2 separate regions of the Homo sapiens genome follow, and region 2 is linked to region 1. A link is a loop called in an ENCODE intact Hi-C map of the cell type or tissue named here. Cell type or tissue: dorsolateral prefrontal cortex. All regions are shown on one strand.

Evidence for each region. Peaks named below come from ENCODE experiments on the same cell type or tissue, not always from the same donor. Only the 100,000 strongest peaks of a DNase experiment are listed, where the experiment ranks them.
Region 2: a loop joins it to region 1, with 3 times the contacts of the local background. A loop is called at or near these places in 8 of 110 quality-filtered maps.

What each region holds. Positions count from the first base shown.
Region 1 is chr11:126,715,479-126,717,978 of GRCh38, forward strand. The region is part of intron 1 of KIRREL3 (kirre like nephrin family adhesion molecule 3); the gene reads right to left. Among named protein-coding and RNA genes, the nearest start is that of KIRREL3-AS4, 64 kb to the left of the region's middle. RefSeq lists an enhancer at 1,016-1,310. In dorsolateral prefrontal cortex, a CTCF peak has its summit at 1,161 (motif pointing right); a DNase peak (open chromatin) is centred at 1,163; H3K27ac peaks cover 1,058 bases.
Region 2 is chr11:126,605,916-126,608,415 of GRCh38, forward strand. The region is part of intron 1 of KIRREL3 (kirre like nephrin family adhesion molecule 3); the gene reads right to left. The region is part of intron 1 of KIRREL3-AS1 (KIRREL3 antisense RNA 1); the gene reads left to right. Among named protein-coding and RNA genes, the nearest start is that of KIRREL3-AS4, 46 kb to the right of the region's middle. RefSeq lists enhancers at 1,283-1,968, 1,969-2,500. In dorsolateral prefrontal cortex, CTCF peaks have their summits at 1,557 (motif pointing right) and 1,759; a DNase peak (open chromatin) is centred at 1,566; H3K4me3 peaks cover 449 bases; H3K27ac peaks cover 345 bases.

The DNA.
Region 1 (2,500 bases):
ATCTTAAGGAAAGAAATGATCAGGGCAAATGGCTCCAAATGAAGATGAAAAAGCTTTTACAGTGACAGGGAAGAAATATTGCAGGCTGCTTGAGAAAATGCAGTTTGGGAATATAGGAGAACGTGGACCATTTTGCAAATCAAAAACAAGAGGAAAAGGGACTACAGCACGTGAAACATACTAAAGAGAAGAGCAAAAATGAGATTAGAAATAAAAGAAGGGCAGGCAAAAGGAGGAAAGAGAATGCGGGGGAGGCAAACATCAGAGAGACTGCACAAGAGCAAGAGGGAAGACAGAGAATGTTCAAACACCATCCACGATGAACACGGTTGCAGAGAGGCCAGTGTTCCACCGTCAAGAGCGCAGAAAAGCCCTTGGTGCTCCTCTGAAGAATGCAAGAGCAATCTGCAGTGTTATTGACTAGTGGAAAAATGGCTCCTCTCTGACTTAGCACAGGATGCAATTTATCTTCAGAGAGTACCCTCCATACACCCAATGTTAGTTCTTAGGCATGAGGTTGGGCAGGAGAAGGGCGGAGGAAGAGGTGTGGGAAAAGAGGCAGACAGGGAGGTGAGGGGGAATGTGGGAGGTGATGAGAAAGAAGGAAAAAGAAGAAAGGAGATGGAGAGAGTGATAGGGAGACAGGAGGGGAGAAGGAGGAACAGATAGGAGGGAGCTATGAAAGAAAGAGTAAGGTTAGAATAAAGATTTGGGAAGGAGAGGGAGGCGGAGGAAGAAAGAGGAAGGGAGGGAGCTGGAGAGCAAGATTTTGAAACTCTTAAACTAAGAAGAGCAAAGCAGCTAATATGTATGGAGCACCTGCTAGGTGTCACGCATTGAGCTAGGTGTCATTTCATTATTATTTGATCTCATGCTAACACCACCTTGGTGTTATCTCCCTCATTTTTATAGGTGAGGGATGGGTGCTCTGAGTTTCAATAACTTTGCCCAGAACCACAGCGTTGAGGCTGTAGGGAGGTTAGGATTGGAGCTCAGGGGACAAAGCCTGTTTCAGATGACACAGGTCAGCCACATCCCAGGGAAACAGGAAGGGACTGACTTTTATGGATCTCTAGCTCCCATCTAAGTGATACTGATGGAGCACAGAAGATTCCTGGGGACACTCACTGTGGCCTGTGAAAACCTGGGCCTCCAAACACCAGGGGGAGCTATCACCCTGGAAGAAACAGCCAAATGCATCTGAAAACTGGCCATATCAGTCAAAGAAGGTATTTACTAGCCTGAGTGTGAGTGTGAGTGTGTGTGTGTTGGGGGGGGGGGGAAGTGTGGGGGAGAGTAACAGCTGATTCTTTCTAGCTGATTTTCATTTTATACTGGACCTCATCTAGATGGGATCCACCCATTATTTGCAGTGGGTGCCTGTTTTGTTTCCTTTCCCCTGCTTGTTGGCTGCTGACTCATTTGCCCTGGTTACCTGGGAAGGCGGGAATGAGCCTAGGGCAGGCATAGAGCTCAGCGCATCCAAGATGATTTGGTGCGTTTTTGACAGATGAATGACCAATGGGAGGATGAACACGTGCTTGAACTGGAAGGGTTCTGGAAGAAGCATTTGATTCTTCCTCACCCAGGTCAGATCACCATCTCAAACATCACTTTAAAACAAAGAACGCCACAAAGGGAGATTTCTTTGCCTTCCTTAGACCTTCACGCTGGTCCTTACCTTCAAGGCTGTCCTCGCTGGACTTTAGCTGTTGAACCCACTGGCATCCTTTCGGAAGCCTGAGGTTGGGAGTTAGGAGAGAAGCTAATTATTCTATGGTGTCTTGGATATGCTAACAATAACAGCTCCCGTCCAAGGCTGTCATGTTATTTAATGAAATAGTGGAAGCGTGATTATAGTTTATAAACTCAAGTACTTTGACAGTGGTCACTGCTCTGAAGGTGCCACTGTTGTACAAGTGGCTATGTGAACCAGCAGTGATAGAATGTCCCAGCTGTTGGCTATGCCTTACCCTATTACCCTAGATCTATTGACTCAGATGCTTTGAAAGTTCTCGCGGGGAACTGTTCCTTGTAGACTCTGCTCAGGCAGGTTGGCGTGGCCAGGCTTGGGAATGGCTGTCACCACACACCTTGTCCTCCATCCTCACTCATCTCTGTCCTCCTGCTGGCCAGTCACCCCCACCTAGTGGTTCTCGTCTGTTTTAATGAGTTCAGAGTCATTGCCAAACTAAGTAGTCAGCTTCCATCAGTGCTATTCTTCATGTTGAGCCACAACATAAAACACTTTATTGCAATTACAAATAGCAAAATTATTTTCTGCCGAGCCTCAGCATCTGAACTTAATGGCATGCTGTAATGCCACCCTGCGCTGATGTGTGGCATATCTAATATCCATCTTTCTTAGAAATAACAGTGTTCAGAAATTAGAAGGGACTTTAGCAGTGAAATAATTAATGTGGATAACCATCATAAACGGCACAAATGGAACAAATACAGATGGTAGTGAGCCGTGATTGCTAATATGCTAACCTGTTTT
Region 2 (2,500 bases), 110 kb before region 1:
GTTCATTCTCTGCCTCAGGGAAGTGACACACAGAATGGCCCCTTTGGCAGGGAGCAGTGAGCCATAGTGTGGTCCAGAGGGACGCAGGCCATCTTGGGAAGGAATCCCAGTTGACCACTCATTATCTCTGTAACTAAGTCAATTATTCAATCTCCCTGAGCCTCCATTTCTTCAGTAAAATGGAGCTAATAATCATATTTGCTTCATAGAGCCTGTTTCGAGCATTCCAGCATAAGCCATGGGAAGCTCTTAGCAGGCACCCAGCATCTAAAGCACTCAAATCAGAGTCACTAGTATTATTAATGTTAAAATATTATTTTTATGAAGGCACAGTTTAGTATGGTGTTTATGAGAGTGGATCTGGAGTGTGGGTTTGGATTTCGGGTGTATCACTTACTAGCTGTGTCACTCTGGAGAATTTATGTAGTCTTTCTGTGTTTCAGTTTCCAAGTCTGTAAAATACGGGGAAATAATACCTAACTCATGGAGCTGTGAGGAGTGAGCAGATTATGACATGTACATCCTTTGGAACACAGACCCAATAAATGTTAAGAATTATTAAGTTGTCGATTTCACAGGGCCATGGGGGAGGGAAGTCCGGGCTCTCTGGGAACTGCCTTCCACATTTCCCCACCTTAGGGTGGTCTCCAGACCACATCCCAGATGACCTTACACACCCCAGGGGTTGATACCAGGCCGAGACCCTCGACATTCCAGGGAGGGAACCGGAGGACTCCAGTCAGTTTCCAAGCTGCATAACTTGGTTCAAGGTTGGCAGTGAGGGGAGAGACCCAGGGGAGGGATCATGCTTAACATTCTTGGGACATTCTCCTTGAACTCTGCAGGGGCCTTAAAACATCCCTAAGTGCCATACCTCTACATGCTGGCCTTCTTCTGCACTCTTTTTTTCTTTCTTTAAAAGCTTAGACTGATTAAAGATGGGAAGGGATTTGGGGGGTCAAGGGAGGACTCTGGATGGGAAAGGGGAGAAGCTCAGATGATGGGAAGGGGCGGGGGTGGCCAGGCAGTGCTTTCTAGCTGAAGTAAGCAGCTTTGGAACCTGCCTATCACATGGCCGGGTATTCCAGGGTTTTTAAATTGCATGCCACATGTTTATCCTTATTAAGCAGTTGTTCTCTTCCAAGGGGCTCTCTCTGGCAGCCAAGAACCAACCACAGGGCTTGTCGTGGGGCTTATGAGTAGCTAGGGCCTCCCAGGAGGTCGTCAGAGTGGATGGAGGGGCAAAGCCAGGAAAATACCTGGGGGCTTCCACTCCCTAAACCCAGGGAAACGATGGAGTAGCTGAGCCGAGATTGGCTCACCTCCTTGTACAGGAAGAAAAACTGCGGCCAGAGGGGCAAGGCGAGGAAGTCGCCATAACACATTTGGTGTGGTTTTGGGCAGACAGAACGGGTTTCTTATGGCTGGGGCTGCTTTCTAATGTGAATATGAGTACTCTTGGCTGGGAGAGGAAGGGCTGGAGGAGAGATCAGGAAGGAGAGATCCACATCTGGCTCCGAGCTGACTCTCGGTGACCATGACCACCTCCTTCCACTGGAGGGAGCAGCCTCTCCGCAGGTGGGGCTGTCCCTCAGGAGCAGGAACTGGGCTCCCGCTGGAGAGAAGCAGCGCTCCACGTTCAAAGACCATTATTGCCATTATTAATTGATCGCTGTTATTATCATGTAGGCATTAAGTGGCTTCCTCTGCCCTTTGAGTTGTAACACTTAGGGCAGCTGCTAGCGAGGACAAAACAAAGCTTCCCTACTGCAAGAGCTTTATCTGGGTCCCTGCTGCTGTGTGGCCTTCTGCAATTAGCCATTTTACAGATGGAGAAACTTAGTCCTAATGATTTGCTGAAGGGCCGAGTTGCTTAGCCCTGCAGGGTACACAGATGAATAGGGAGCGTTGCTGAGCACTTGCAATCAAGACAGAGTTGCCACCCACTGCAAGGACGAACATCACTACTGGGTCAGCTCTGCAGCTGCAAGTCTGGGGAAAAGGGATCCACCCAGGCACTAGGGCAACTGCTCAGCCCCATCGCAGCAAGGGCCCGAGGAACGAGCACGTCAGCTGTCTCCAGGGCCTTTCTCATCATCTCCCGTGCCTGCCGTGCTGTCTCTTACCAACCCAGGAGGGAGGGTTGGTGGCTGCTGCTCCATCCTCACCCTTTAGACCACCCCACAGGTGGGACAGGGTGGGCCCAGGTGGAGTCTGAGCTGGGTGCCAATTCCAGGAATGCAGCTGGAGGTGGGGGCGGGCCATGGTGGGCCAGGACAGGTGGGAGAGAAAAGCAGGAGGCAGCTGAAGGGGGCGGTCTCAGAAGCCCCCGCTGGGAGCCTCCTATCCACCTGGCAGGCGTTTGGAACAACGTGCTGAATAACAGCAGCATTTGTGAAATCTAATTAGTGCAGGCCCAACTTCTGACTTCCTGTGCGGGGGCTCCTCCTCTAGCCCCAGGCTATCGAGCTGAATTAAGCTGCCTAAGATCACCTCATTA